Regions from separate parts of the Homo sapiens genome. Here region 1 is linked to region 2. A link is a loop called in an ENCODE intact Hi-C map of the cell type or tissue named here. Cell type or tissue: GM12878. All regions are shown on one strand.

Region 1 (8,000 bases), 320 kb after region 2:
AAACAAAAATAAAATTCCACTGGCTCTCCACTATGGATGAGAAGTTGCACAAAGGCCTAGCTGTTTCGTTGGTGGAGAGCTACATGGCTGCCCAAGTTTTGCAATAGAACTTAGAGAATGGCCTTATATGGGAATTAAGGATGGGAAGCAAAATGTGTTTTTGAGGACTTAAACAGACACTCCAGGTGGTGCAGACAGGTGCAGACAGCATTGACATAATGTCACCTGCATATGTACATGGCTTAGGCCTTTTAAAGCCCATTTACCTGTGCTATTGTGTTGAATTTTAGCTCTAAAATAGGTTGTGATTTGATCTTGTTACCAATTCAAAAAATCAGTTAGGCATACCTAGTAGGTCATCTTGTCTCTGCTTGAAAGTTTCCAGTGATGGAGAGCTTTCTGTTGGCCAGGTAATGTATTTTGTGGCTGGACAGCTTTTATTGTTTGGAAATTATTCTGTGTATAGAGTTCAAATATATTTTATTGAAACTTCTATCTACTGGTTTTATTGTAACTGCTACATAATAATTTTTCTTCCTCATCCACACAATAACTTCAACCATTTGAAAGCAGTTATCAGAACTCCCTTAAATCTTCACATCTCCAAGCTAAACACCTCTCATTTTCTCAACCAAGCCTTTATTAATATGGTCTTCATCTCCTCCTAGCTCTGTTCACCTTCTCCTAGAATAGATTTCTGGCATCTCCATGACCCTAAGCAATCAAATCTTCTGGTAGCTCCATGACTTTAATAACAGTATATTAAATGTTTCCTGACCAATATAGGGTGATTGTTAGCAGCCTCTATTGAGATTTTTTATTTCAATTACTGCCATCTAGGATTATGATGACTATTTTAGCAACCATTGTTAGCTCAAAAAAAGCTTGTGGTCAAATGACATTAACAGTCCCTTTTCCATAACAACTGTGACTCATTTCTCCTCATTTAATTCCTTCTCATCTTCTTAAGAACGAGCAACCTACATGAAAAGTTTCAAGGGTTAGAACAGATCCTGTCACCTCAATTTAAAGTAGTACTAGATAACATTTACTGGCCACTGACTAAAGGCCAGTCATTAGAACTGTTCTGAGTAATTTTCCTACAATAACTCACTAAATGCTCATAATAACCCTTGGGGGTAGGTTCTATGAATGCTCCATTTGAAAGATGTGCAAATGGAAGCGTGGAGATGTTTGGTAACTTGCTTAAATTCACACAATTTGTAACTGAGAGAGGTGAGATGCAAACACAGGCTCTTCAGCCCATACCCTTCACCCTGCTTTCTAGCTGGTGCACATAGTTAGTAGTCAACAGGAATTGAACCTCGGTCTCCTGGCTGATAGATCAATGTTCTCTCCTCACCCCGGTGTGGCCTTCCTGAAGTGGTAACAAGTCTTTCATTTTTGAACTTTATATAAGCTGTTTTGTTTTGCTTTTATACAAACTGAGATTCATGACCCATTATGAATTCAATTTAGGGGGTCAATATAAGCAAGAGAAAGGAAAAAAGAAAAGAGGGAGGGAGAGAGAGAAATATCAAAAGACATCATACAGAGTAAGTGCAAATTTTGTTTCTTTAAACTCTTATTTTAACATGTGTAAAATGCACACAAAAATACCTATTTGTGTGTGTGTGTACAGAATATGATGAAAAGTGTATCTCTTATCTCTCTCATACGGTCAAAACAGTTTGAGAGTTGCTGCCTATCTATTGTATATACCAAACTTTGTCCATTTCTTTATGCTAAGGTTAAACAGGGATTGGAGGGGACACTTTAGTTTTAAAACTCCACTCTTGATCTGCAGCCAGTAAGAGCACAACTTGCAACTAAGCAGAAAGTTCAAGCAAAGAACCTTAGAGTGAAAAGAGATGACTGAGGGCTGAAATAAAAAACAAAAAGCTATTCCAATTTCATTTGAGTTTCCATTCAGCAGCCTCATAGATTCCTAACTCATCACCTCAAGCAGGTCACTTCCCCTCTCTCCAAGTTGTTCGCCAGAACCAGCCAAAGAATGCAGGAAATGGTACTCTCTTTTTCTGAGTGAATCTTGGCAAAATGACTTCAATTTAGCCAGCAGTGCAGGAAGCGATTGTAAATATAAATTTGTTTTATATGCTCCTCCCAAAGGAGACTTGCAGTTTGCCTCCCTAGTAAACAGGGATGTGTATTCCTGATCATCTTACTTGGATCATTTTTTTTTTCACCCTTCTATGTAGCAATGTCCTTAATTGAGGTAGTAATATTGGGCTTGTTGGATTGTCATGAAGTTTAATTTGAATGTTAAAGGACCCCCTTGGTGCTCAGATAAAAATCATTATATAAGGAGGAAAAGAAAATTATGTTGACTAATTATAGGTATATAGAATTCCCATTCATTATGTCCACAATGATATGTATCTGAATATGATATGTTGTAGACTGAAAATAGTAACTCTCCCTGGTTATTTCCACAGTCACTTTAGGCACTTGGGAAAATGCATTCTCCCATTTTATTCAATTAAAGTATGTGTAGGAATGAGGCAAGTACAGTACAAAAATCTCCAGGAATCAACAAAGGACCACCAAGAGAATTTAAATGGATTTCAGCCATTGTAAACAGAAGACAATTTAAGTCCAATTCACTGTTGAAAACTTAATTGAGGCTGGGCACCGTGGCTGCTTTGGGAGGCTGACTCAGGAGGATTGCTCAAGGCCAGGAGTTCAAAAGCAGCCTGAGCAACATAGCGAGACCCTATCTCTGCAAAACTTAAAAAAAAAAAAAAGTAGCCAGTCACATGTGCCTGTAGTCCCAGCTACTAGGGAGGCTGAGGTGGGAGGATCACTTGAGCCCAGGAATTCAAGGTTGCAGTGAGGTATGATCATGCCACTGCACTCCAGCCTGGGCAACAGAGGAAAATCCTGTCTCAGAAAAGAAAAAGCAAATGAAAGCAGAGAAAGAAAGGAGAAGAGGGAAGGGAAGGGAAGAGGAGGGGAGGGGATGGGAGGGGAGGGGAGGGGAGGGAAGAAAGGGAGGGGGAGGGAGAGAGGAAGGGAGGGGGAGGGAGGGAGGAAGGAAGGGGGGAGGGAGGGGGAGGGAAGGAGGGAGGGAGGAAGGGGGGAGAGAGGGAGTGAAGGAAGGAAGGAAGGAAGGGTGGGTTTGAAAAACCATGAGTTCACATCAAATACTCAAGTTATTGAGAATTGGGAAAATCTAAGAGCTGTAGAGAGTACTATGCATTTTGAACCCATTTTCCCTGAGTGTGTGTCCTCAAATATAATTGTGTAGTCAAGTGGTATTCAGTCTTCTCTGTTGAGTGATTATGGTTGAGTTAGAAAATGGCAGTGACCTTTGACAGCAGAAGTGAAATGGCTGCTGAACGTACCATAGCAAGTTGTTGGAGCAGGAAGTTGGACTCACAGAGAAGTGCTCTTTCCATTACCCCATGCTGCCTCCCAGTGGGAAGGTGGCAATGGTGTTAGGATGTAATCTCATAAGTTACTATCTTTTCTTCCCACTGGACAGGTGGCTCAGAATTTTAGGATGACTTATTAACTTAACAATGTTGGGTTTAGCATGCAATTTGAGAACTAAATGACTTCTCTTCAGGAAAAATTAAATATTTTGTTTTATTTATTTCAACCAAAGAAAAAAAATGACACTTTTTTTGCATTATGAGCTATTTATTAACATCGAGAGGCAAATCTGAAAACCTTCTTAAAGGGGATTTGATGTAACAGTGAAATGGCAAAGTAAAAATCATTTCCCCATGCCCGCATGCTCACCCCACCCTCCTTACACACACTCCCTGATAGGAGCATGATCACTCCCTCAGTGAAAATGTTGGAGAGGAATCTAGAGCCACAGCAGCGCTTCCTGGGTATTGCATACCTGTAACATTTGATCCTCTTAACTTTGCCGGTTGTCAGTTACTTCATTGCCTACCCCTGACAGGTGGGCTGAAAGGGGTGGTATTGGGAGATGATTAGGGGCAGTGTCTCAGCACACAATCTTTGAATTGGTATTGGAAAGTGGCTTGGAGGTCCACTGTTCTAACTTCCCATATCATAAAGGACTCTCTGACAAAAGGACATTCTGTCTCGTCTTAAATTTCCAGCAGCTTCTCTATTTCTGAACATTTTTGATTTTCAGAAAACATTTTATATTTTGCGGAAATCTATTTCCCAGCTACTTTCATCATTAGTCTCTTCCTGGAATTATGCATATTGTACAAGTCTAATTATTCTTCTGTGCCTTGGCCCTTGATGTATTTGAAGACAGACATCATCCCTGACCCTCCCCACTCTACATCCAAGTTTTTTTGTTTTGTTTTGTTTGTTGGATTTTTTCCGGCTGGAGTGCAGTGGTGCCATCTCGGCTCACTACAACCTCTGCCTCCTGGGTTCAAGCAATTCTGCCTCAGCCTCCTGAGTAGCTGGGACTACAGGTGCACACCACCACATCCAAGTAATTTTTGTATTTTTAGTAGAGATGGGGTTTCACCACGTTGGTCAGGATGATCTCGGCCTCCCAAAGTGCTGGGATTACAGGTGTGAGCCACCACACCCAGCCCTACATCCAAATTTTGACTCTTCAGGCTAAATATCCTCATTTTTCCTCCTATGATATCTTTCTTCTTTGATAACCACCATTATTTGTGTTTCTGTTTATCTTCTCCAGTTTGTCAATGTCCTTCTTACTCTGTACTCTTTGATTACAGATATTTAAGCAGCCATCAATCCACCCAACTGTACCATCACACACACACACAGGGTTCTATCAAAACTGCAAGGGTTGATCGGAAATGTTTACCCAGCTGTCGCCCAGAGTGTATTGACTCACTCCTGTTGAGACTTTGCTTCGCTTCTGGTGGGGCAGCTGTGCACTCCTCACTTTTGATTTTCTGCCTTGTTGCAGAAAAGCACGATAGAGGTTAAGATTGCATTTGCGCTCCAGAGTTGCTGAATCTCTCTGCTTTTAAGTTCTGCGGGGTCCTTTGGGGGCCATTTGAAACCCAAATTGGTGAGGTGTGGCCCACAGTCTGTGGCCACATAACTCACTTGGGCTGCTTCCCTATCCCACGCTGTCAGCTGAAGCTTCGGGGCATCCCTATGTTTGAGAAAAAACAATCTGGACCTTCTGTATATTAGAAAGGGTGAGGATCTGAAGCTTTTGTGAAGACAATATGGTGCTTCTATTGATCCATGTGAGTCGAACATATGGAGGCTCTGCAAAAAAAAAATAAAGTCTGCCCTATTTAGCGACCCGGGCTGATGAGAAGGTGTGTTACAAATTCGTATTCCTCCCAGCATGTGGTCTGGGACACATCGGGCTCATTTTACTGATGAGTTCCTCGAATCAAGCAGGGGCCATCATCTTTTACCAGTTTATAGCATTAATTGAGTTGTGTGGGAAACACTGCAGGTGCGTCTGTGAGAGGAGAGAAAATTAGGAAATGCTGTTCCAGCTCTCAGAGAATAGGTAAATAGAAAAGAGTGAGCAGCCGTGTAACTGGCAGCATATGAACAAGAGCAGCTGTGCAGGGGCAAAACGAGGCCATCTTTTTAGATGGAGGAAGACAGCTCTAGTGCTAATGGGGGAAGACAATCTGAGCTTTGGGCTGTTCTCTTGGTTATGGTGACCACATTCATCAAGCCAGAAATACAGACCTGTGGTGTGATAGAGGATTTTTAGTGCACTTCTGGGAGTGTTGAGTTGGTAAACCTTGGTTACTGAAGTATTGAGACTTCCAGTATATGAGAGTGTTCAGTAGAGACAGTAAATCAGAATACTGGAAGTATCAGCTGTCCTAAAAAGGTAGGTGTGTATGGTAATTGTTGTGATAGTGCCCAGACTTCTGAGGAATGGAAACCCTGACTCTAAACTCACTCAGGGCTCTTTGCTTGTAACTCAGCATACCTTTCCATAGAGAGATGCCTGTTTCATTGTTCCTCCACATTCTTTCTGGATCCCACAGCAGTGACCCATATTGATCAAAGGTCTTTTTAGCCACACCACTACTTGATTCTATATATTTATAACTCATGACCTTTAAATTGAGTTACACTATTAAGCACCAATGGGTTTCCTGGAAGTAATATATTTATACAGTGAATGTACATTGAGGATGTGAATGGCTAGCCACGTCTCAATTTATGGTACATAGGAGAATCACTTGGGAAAATTTAAATATAGATAGAGAGATATAGATGGATAGACAAATTTTCTGTCTCCAACTTCTAATTTAGCGTGGCTAGAATGGAAGCCACCTAGAAAGTTAGAATTTTAATAAGCCCTGCAGGTAAATCTGATGGAGGGCTTCCAGATGTGTATTTTCAAATGCTAGCTGGAAGACAATTCTCTCAAGGGGCCCCAATTTCCTGAGTTTGGGGAAGGAAGCCAGGAAGGCTGCCTCCAGGATTTTCTCTCCCTTCTCCCAGTCTTCATGAAAGGGCTTCGAGTTCTACTGTACAGTCTTGCCAAGCAGAGTTTGGAGCAGAGTAAATTCCTTTTAGGATTAGAGGATTAGGAAGCTGAAAGGTGATTCAAATTCTTGATTAAACAGAAAGAAGGAAACAGGAGGGGACACACCCGAGCACCCACATCACTCCAATGTGTTTTCTCTGTAATTAAAGGAAGTGATTGTAAAATATTTGAGAGGATTAAATGCTCAGAGAATATAGTGATCAAATAACATGAGATGCTGCATTCTTTAAAATGATCTCTGGCTTGGCTTTCCATGTGTTTTTTAACTGCTGTCACTTATACCTCAACACTGAGGGATTGCCCAAATGGAAATACTCTCTGCTAAGTTTGGAAAACAGCCCTGGGTCTCATATCGGGAGATACTGGGTTCTAGTCTGGGGTCCTCCATGAATTTTTAAGTGACAGTGAGATAAGGTATAATGTTTTTATTGCTCGTTTTTTGTTCCTTTTGTAGAGTTAAAACAATAATTCCTTCAATGTCTTTCTATGCTTTTGCCTTTATTAATATCCACTACTCCACCAATGATGTGTTGAAAAGCCATTTTAAATATTCTCTAGAACAAATGATATTCTCTAAATATTCTCTAGAACAAAGGAAGTAAATTTTTAAATAAATAGTCACATTTGTCGAGTAATTTCCAGACACCAAACTTTTTTGGGGAATAGAGAGAGGCATTCCTCCCCAAAGGAGATCATAACCGGGGATTGCAAGGGGTCCTGGTGATTTAACAAGAAAGGAAGGCAATTCTGTCTCCAAAATAAAACTGCAATAGTTCCTCAGGCCAGTGCATGTTGGCCATGCTGTATGGTCAGCCATGTAGGAGAGAGCTCCAAGCCTTGGGACCATACAGCTCAGGACTGGACTCACCACTCAGCTCAGGACTGGCTTCATGGGCATTCCACGCTGGCAGTAATGAAGGGCCCACACTTAGAAGATCTCACACTTGGTTTAGTGCTTGGTTTTTGCTATCTGAAATTCTTAATCTTTGAACAAGGGGCCTCACAACTTTATTATGCATTGATCTCCACAAACTATGTAGCTGGTCCTGACTCAGATTCTATGTGCCCTTGGACAAATTACTCATCCCTCTAAGGTAGAAGAGACCCAAAATTCATTTATATGATTGTGATGACAAAATACAAAAATATATATTAAATGCTTTTTAAGTATAAGATATTTAATAAATATTATGATTAAAGGAAAGGAGAAAGACTAGAGCTGAAATTGGCCAACTTTTTCTATAATAGGCTGAACAGTAAATATTTTAGGCTTTGCAAGCCATACAGTTGCTGTTGCAATGACACAACCCTGCCACTGTAGCTTGAAAGCAGTCATAGATCATGCAATAATGAATGGGTGCATCTGTGTTGCAATAAAACTTTATTTAAAAAACAGGTGATACAATTTGCCAACCCCTGGACTAGAAGGTAGCAAAGCCAAAGAGAAAGAAAGCTGAGATGAATAGATCAGTGGTTTCAAAGTGTGATCTTAGGACAACAGCATCATTAGTACCTGTTAGAAATGCAGGTTCTC
Region 2 (8,000 bases):
ATATCCTATATGACAGGCTTTAGTAATCTGTGAAGAGTTTTTTTTTTTTTTTTTGAGATGGAGTTTCACTCTTGTAATCCAGGCTGGAGTGCAGTGGCACAATCTCAGCTCACTGTAACCTCTGCCTGCCTCCTGGGTTCACGCCATTCTCCTGCCTCAGCCTTCCATGTAGTTGGGATTACAGGTGCCCACCACCACACCTGGCTAATTTTTTGTATTTTTAGTAGAGATGGGGTTTTGCCACGTTGGCCAGGTTGGTCTTGAACTCCTGGCCTCAGGTGATCTGCCTGCCTCAGCCTCCCAAAGTGCTGGGATTACAGGCATGAGCCACCGCACCCTGCCTGCAAAGACTTTTAAATAGCATAGACATCCTTGTCCTTCACAAGTTTATGAGCAAACAAAAATATCCTTATCTCATTCTCAAGGAGCAATATTGGATTGGGTTCCTTCTCAAATTCACAAGATCTCTATAGACAAAACCATTGCTGTGCCTGGAGAGTGGCTAGGATCATCACAGAGAGACGGCGATGCGACTGAGCTCCATTGATGGATATTTTGTTTTCTTGTGGAACTAAAGCAATAACAAAACCCGATTTACAATAACGTATTTCCTAAACTTCTGCTTTCTATATTTTTTGTCACTATGTATAGTTCAAAGCATAATTGAAGCCTATGTGGACTTTGTACACCCTGGAAATCTGAGAAGGACCTTGAATTAAAAGGCTACTTTTATTATACCTTATAAGTCTACTTTTATGATTATTTCATAATGGCGTAACGCATGGGGCTCATACCACTCTGAATTCTTATCAGAGTCCTACCACCAAAGATACTCACAGCCTAATCCCCAGAACCTTATGCATTCCATATGTGACCCTACATAGCAAATGGGAGTATGCAGGTATGGTTATGTTAAGGATCTTGACATAGGGATATTATCCAGAATCAGCTGAGTAATCATTGGGATCCTTATAAGAGGGAGACAGACGAGTCACAGGTGTAAAGGAAATGTTGATGCTAGAAGTGGTGGTCAGAGCGATGCAGGGTCATGAGTCAAGGAATGTGGACAGCCAAAAAGGCAAAGACACAGATTTTCCCTAGAGCCTCCAGAAGAAACAGCCAGCCCTGCTGACACCTTGATTTTAGCACACAGCGCCTGATTTTTGACTCCTGGCCTTCATAATTTAAATGAATGAATGAATGAATGAATGAATGAATTCATGTTGTTTTAAGCTGCTAAGTGTGTAGTAATTTGTTAAAACAGTAACTAGAAACTAATACACTAGATCTATAAAAATATCTCTCTAAAATAAAATAATTGTCACAAACATCTACACATCTAACATCAGTTCTGACATTCTATAGATAGTCTTACTCTTGGGAAAATCTAGTTTCTCGTATGGCAGTATAGTTAGATTTTATACAGATAATTAGGGCTCTGTTGCTTCTAGAAATGAGCTTGTTTCTCTGTTGTAAGTTGTTTGTATTTTGGTTTTAGTTCTTGTATTTATTTGCCTGAAGGAAAAAAAATGGTATGTGTATTTTTTTTCTGGAACAAAATAGGGATAAAAATAAATGAATAGATGCAATGAAAGGAGTACTGGCTGCAAATGGAGAGACTTGGTCTCTAGTCCTGCCTTTGCTAGTGGGTAGGCCACTTCACCTCTCTGTCTCTGTGTTTGTGTGTGTGTGTGTGTGTGTGTGTGTGTGTGTGTGTGTTTCCTGGTGCTACCATAACAAATTACCACAAACTGAGTGGCTTCAAACAACAGAAATTATCTCACAGTTCAGGAAGCCAGAAGTACAGGATTAAGGCGTCAGTAGCATTAGTTCCTTCTGGAACCTCAGAAGGGGAATTTATGCTTCCTCTTAGCTTCTGCTGGTTGCAGCAGTCCAGTTTGCAGCATTCTTCTGCTTGTAAGTGCATCACTCCAATCCTTGACTGTCATCACATGGGACCTCTTCCCCGATTGTCTTTTCTGTGTCTCTGTTTTCTCTTCTTATAAAGACACTAAGCATTGGATTTAGGGCCCGCCTTAATCCAATATGACCCCTCTATCAGTCACGACTCTCCAGAGGAATAGATCCATTAGGATGTATATATCTACATGCAGAAAGAGGTTTAAGGAATTGGCTCACTTGATTATGAGGGCTGACAAATCCCGAGATGTGCAGTGGGCAAGTCGAAGAACCAGGAGAGGTGATAATGTAGTTCTAGTCCAAAGGCCAAGAGGCTCCAGAGCCAGGAAAAGCCAATGTTTCAGTTTGAGTCCAAAGAAAGGGAAAAACCAGTGCTTCACCTGGAAGGCAGTCAGGCAAGAGGAACTCACCCTTTTTCCAGGGATGGTCAGCCTTTTTGTTCTAGTTCAGCCTTCAACTGAATAGATGAGGCCCATTCACATCAGGCAGGGCAATTTGCTGTACTCAGTCTATTCATTTAAATGTTAAGCTCATCCAAAAACATCCTCACAGAAATACCCAGAATAATGTTCGACCAAATATCTGGGCACCCTGAAGCCCAAGGAAGTTGACACATAAAATTAATTATTACAACCTTATCTTAATTTTATTGCAAGGATCCTACTTCCAAATAAGGTCACATCTGAGATTCCAGGTAAACATGAATTTTGGAGGGTGGGGCACTCTTCCACCCTCTATATCCTCTCCATTGCCTTTTCTGTGAAATGAGGGCCTGGACCTGCGGGATGGGAGCAGGTCCTCTATAGCAAGGGGTTTCGGGTGCTGATAAGATTGAGAAATGCTGCTTTGAACAAAATCGGCCTGATTTCTTTATCACTGGCCCTTGCTGAGACTTTATTTCATAAAGAAGTACTGCGAATCTTCAAGAGGAAGATACTGCTCTGTTTTTTCAGGGCTTATTTGATTATAGAAACCCCTGTCTGGTTTTTTTTGGCATGCCTAGGAACACCTCTCAATACAGGGTTCCCTGGAACCCCGTTTCAGAAACACTGGACTAGATCAGTGATCTCCAAGTTCTCAATTTCCAATAATCTGTGGTTCTATAGATCATTAGTTCTCCAACTTCCTTTTAAAAAATAAAGTACTCTTAGGCTGGGCGCAGTGGCTCACGCCTGTAATCCCAACACTTTGGGAGGCCGAGGCGGGCAGATCACAAGGTCAGGAGATCGAGACCATCCTGGCTAACGCGGTGAAACCCCTGTCTCTAATAAAAATACAAAAAAATTAGCCGGGCCTGGTGGCAGGCACCTGTAGTCCCAGCTACTCAGGAGGCTGAGGCAGGAGAATGATGTGAACCCGGGAGGCAGAGCTTGCAGTGAGCCGAGATCGCGCCACTGCACTCCAGCCTAGGCAACAGAGCGAGACTCTGTCTCAAAAAAATAAAAAATAAAAATAATAATAATAATAATAAAGTACTGTTGAACTCCCAGTATTGGTTTAAATTATATTTATTAAAATGTTACTTAAATATGAATATACATAAACTACCTATAAATCCCTTATGCTTCTGACTCTTATAGAACTATAAAAACCAAACAAATGTGCAAACGAATTCAAAGAAAACCAATAAAATTAAAATTAACAACATTAATTTAATGTGATATCATTTTGTTGGAATTATATCATTGCTCACAATGTGCATACTGTATGCTCTGTTCCAATGCAGTTCAACAAATTTATTACAATGTGCCACAGGTGACTCGATCCTCACACCGTTTTTTTTCTCTATTCAAATTCCAGGAAGGCTTTATTTGCACAGCTCTTAGGGATGCCGTTTGCCTTCTTATGGTGGGAGCACACAATTTATATATTTTTTATACCTCTGTATTTTTTTTTCTTATTACTGGTAAGCATTAGATAGTTCTTTGTATTACTGCAATAATAAACACAAATAGAAAGAAAGCTATGAATATTGCGAGTAGGTAATTAAGTAGCCATCCAAACATCCAAAATATCCAGAATGTCTTTGCTTTAGATTCACATGATCATTAGACTAAAATAAGACACTTTAAAACAAGTATAAAAATAAGAGATAGTTGGCAAATCTCTTTAACCTTTAATTTTTTAGAGCCCATTTTAAAAGTGCCAACTACAGATGCTTGTAGTTCTCCCACATGAACTTGAAATTCCTCTACAGAGTCTAGCTCATTTCTTTTCTTCCATTCTCTTCCCAGGAACCAAGGAGTTAATAATACTCATGAAGATGATGCTCCACCATGGGTCCTAACCACTTGTCTCTATTTGGGAAATCACGGCCATGAATGTTTCCTTCATAAGACTCTATGTAGAAATTTGTGTAGTGTACTGTGGCTTCTGCAGACTCCCAGTTCAACCTCCAGTAAGAAAGGGACAAGTCTAACAATCTCTCTAAAATGACTCTCTTAGATTGCCCATAAAAAAAATGTCATTAATTCGGACTTAACTGGGCTATGAAGAGGCCAGTAGGAATTAGAGAAGTCCTTTCTCTTCACTGTCTAGTAAACATAACAATTCAAACCAGCTTAACGAAGTGTGAAGAAGCAGAGATCCTTTAATGGCCTGCTTTAATGAACAGGTAAGAACATTTTAAAAATAGCACAATGATTGTTTTCTTGCAAATTTGATTCTCTACTATTCTATTAAGCACTTTAATTATCTGCAATCTTGTTTACCCCAGTAATTTGCTAAGAAAACCTTTTCCTTCCTAGCAAGAGTAGAAGCAACATTTAGCTCAGGCTGGTCCAAATAAGCAAGAGTTTCAAATTAGTAGCATCTGATTTAATTAGATTTTACTAACAGCCAAGTCAGGAAAATGCATTAACCCACTTAGCCCACTAGGGGTTCCCTTTGTGTTCTGAAGTTAATCGCTGCCATTTACTTCCTTGCCTGTTGCGGCCTTCCTGGCTGCTTTCTCATTTACAATAGGGTGGGCAACTTTTTGACAAACCTCACTCAACCTCACCAGCATTCCCAGCTCAGCAGATGGTGGATGAATGGTGATTTGGCTGTCAGTCTGCATGATGACATTAGAAGGTCACCAAAACGCCACCCGGACCAAAATCATTATACCTTTTTGTTTGTGCAGCAAGTCCGGAAGGAGCTATCGCATAGACATACTCACCATTAACACTACTTCTTGAGGACTTTTCGAGTTAGCTCACTTTTTACATCCTCACAGTATCACTTTTTCTCTGTTAGTCACACATTCCATGTACATTAGCATGTAGTGCTTGTTTCTATTAACTTAAATTTCTGAGAGGTATGCTGCATCTTTACCACGACGTGGCTTGGAGGACAGAAGTTCCTTTTTCTTGCATTTTTGTTCAGACCTCCCTCCTAAGCCTGTGGCACAATGATAAACCTGGGATCATAGAGTTGCTACCTTAGGATAGAGTAATTGTGAGGTAATACTTTTTAAGTGTTTTAAACAGTATCTAACTAAGAGTTAAGTGCCCAAGGGATGTTAGGGAATAAATAAGTGTAGATACTTCAGTCATTAACTTCTATTATCAGGACCTACGCTTTCTGATTATTCACTCACTCCACAAGCATGATTTGTCCTCCTACGTGGTGCCAGCCACTGTGCTACACAGGAGATGACGTAACAATGAAGACAAACGTCTCTCCTCTCAAGTGGCTTTCGGTTGGCAAAGTAGCTATAATAAAGTGAACTCATTCAGTTCCCTACTCCCAATCTCAAAGAAATCGTTACAAAAAGGGGGTGGGCATTAATCAATACGATTTGTAATATTATCCTGGAGAAAATTAGCACAGTTGGGAAAATTTATATTTAGGAGAAATTATTTCAACCAATCACCAGGAAGGCTTTTTTTTTTCCTGAATATAATATTAATAATCTGTACTAGGCCTAAAATAATGTTTATTTTATTCTCCTCTGGTTCTAAAAATACACAATGGCCTGAAAGCCAAAATCTAACTTGTAATTTTCACAGCTGAATCATATTCATTTCCTTCCAAATCGGATACTCCTGGGCACTGCCACCAAAACTCAACAGCAGCCCAACTCGAAGCCCAAAAGCTCCCCTGGGGAGGGGCTGGGGTGGTTGCATTCCATTTATAGCAAGATGAAAAAGAACATCTCTAAAGTAGAGGATATTCAATCAATAGACAGAAAGATGGGGTAGAAGACCTTCAAAGCTCTTTCCAATCCCAGATCCCATTGAGAGGTGACAGCGTGCTGGCAGTCCTCAGAGCCCTCGCTTGCTCTTGGCACCTCCTCTGCCTGGGCTCCCACTTTGGCGGCATTTGAGGAGCCCTTCAGCCCACCACTGCACTGTGGGAGCCCCTTTCTAGGCTGGCGAAGGCTGGAGCCCACTCCCTCAGCTTGCAGGGAGGTGTGGAGGGAGAGGCGCGAGCGGGAACCGGGGCTGCGTGCAGCGCTTGCGGGCCAGCTGGAGTTCCGGGTGGGCGTGGGCTTGGCGGGCCCCGCACTCGGAGCAGCCGGCCAGCCCTGCCGACCCCGGGCAACGACGGACTTAGCACCCGGGCCAGTGGCTGCGGAGGGTGTACTGGGTCCCCCAGCAGTGCCAGCCCACCGGCGCTGCGCTCGATTTCTCACGGAGCCTTAGCCGCCTTCCCGCGGGGCAGGGCTCGGGACCTGCAGCCTGCCATGCCTAAGCCTCCCACCCACTCCATGGGCTCCTGTGCTGCCCGAGCCTCCCCGACAAGCACCACCCCCTGCTCCACGGCGCCCAGTCCCATTGATCACCCAAGGGCTGAGGAATGCGAGCTCACTGCGCAGGACTGGCAGGCAGCTCCACCTGCAGCCCCGGTGTGGGATCCACTAGGTGAAGCCAGCTGGGCTCCTGAGTCTGGTGGGGACGTGGAGAGTCTTTATGTCTAGCTCAGGGATTGTAAATACACCAATCAGCACCCTGTGTTTAGCTCAAGGTTTGTGAGTGCACCAATGGACACTCTGTATCTAGCTGCTCTGGTGGGGCCTTGGAGAACCTTTATGTCTAGCTCAGGGATTGTAAACACACCAATCGGCACTCTGTATCTAGCTCAAGGTTTGTAAACACACCAATCAGCACCCAGTGTTTAGCTCAAGGTTTGTAAACACACCAATCAGCACCCAGTGTTTAGCTCAAGGTTTGTGAATGCACTAACCGACACTCTGTATCTAGCTGCTCTGGTGGGGCCTTGGAGAACCTGTGTGTCCAAACTCTGTATCTAACTAATCTGATGGGGACATGGAGAACCTCTGTATCTAGCTCAGGGATTGTAAACGCACCAATCAGCGCCCTGTCAAAACAGGCCACTCGGCTCTACCAATCAGCAGGATGTGGGTGGGGCCAGATAAGACAATAAAAGCAGGCTGCCCGAGCCAGCATTGGCAACCCGCTCGGGTCCCCTTCCACACTGGGGAAGCTTTGTTCTTTCACTCTTTGCAATAAATCTTGCTACTGCTCACTCTTTGGGTCCACGCTGCTTTTATGAGCTGTAACACTCACCGCGAAGATCTGCAGCTTCACTCCTGAGCCAGCGAGACCAGGAACCCACAAGAAGGAAGAAACTCCGAACACATCTGAACATCAGAAGGGACAGACTCCAGACGCGCCACCTTAAGAGCTGTAACACTCACCGCGAGGGTCCGCGGCTTCATTCTTGAAGTCAGTGAGACCAAGAACCCACCAATTCCGGACACACCATTATGCTGGGAGACTTAATGAGTGGCTCATGAAATGTGATAAACATCCTGGGCAGAATATGAGTGGAAGCCAGGTGTTCTAATCTCCAGCTGATGAGTTTGCAAAGCAGATTGTGGTGGGCCTGGTCTACAGCTCAAGGAATAAAATAGTGCTATCTTTTCATTAAGGAAAATAGCTTATAGGACAAAGAAATAGCAGGTTAGCAAACCATTTTATGTGAACCCACAAAGCATTCTCTAAGCCCCAGTTTGTGAGAGGCAGATAGATATACACAAAGGTTGTAGAGGCAGTCACAGCTGGAGAGCTAATAAGTTTTTGAGAGATGATTTGGCCCTTAGATGACACCACTCCCTTCTCATTAGGGGGCAC

What was found. A loop is a pair of places that touch in the nucleus more often than their neighbours do. Peaks named below come from ENCODE experiments on the same cell type or tissue, not always from the same donor. Only the 100,000 strongest peaks of a DNase experiment are listed, where the experiment ranks them.
Region 1: it touches region 2 in a loop (8-fold over the local background); 10 of 110 quality-filtered maps call a loop at or near these places.

What each region holds. Positions count from the first base shown.
Region 1 is chr18:44,892,206-44,900,205 of GRCh38, forward strand. All of the region lies in intron 3 of SETBP1 (SET binding protein 1), which reads left to right. Among named protein-coding and RNA genes, the nearest start is that of MIR4319, 74 kb to the right of the region's middle. RefSeq lists a silencer at 1,879-2,173. In GM12878, a CTCF peak has its summit at 3,430 (motif pointing left); a DNase peak (open chromatin) is centred at 3,406.
Region 2 is chr18:44,574,411-44,582,410 of GRCh38, forward strand. LOC124904290 (a long non-coding RNA gene) reads right to left here and starts at 5,543. Exons shown (of 2, transcript XR_007066347.1): 1 at 5,081-5,543; 2 at 3,553-3,853. RefSeq lists an enhancer at 4,647-5,148. In GM12878, a CTCF peak has its summit at 4,804; no DNase peak of the experiment used is centred here.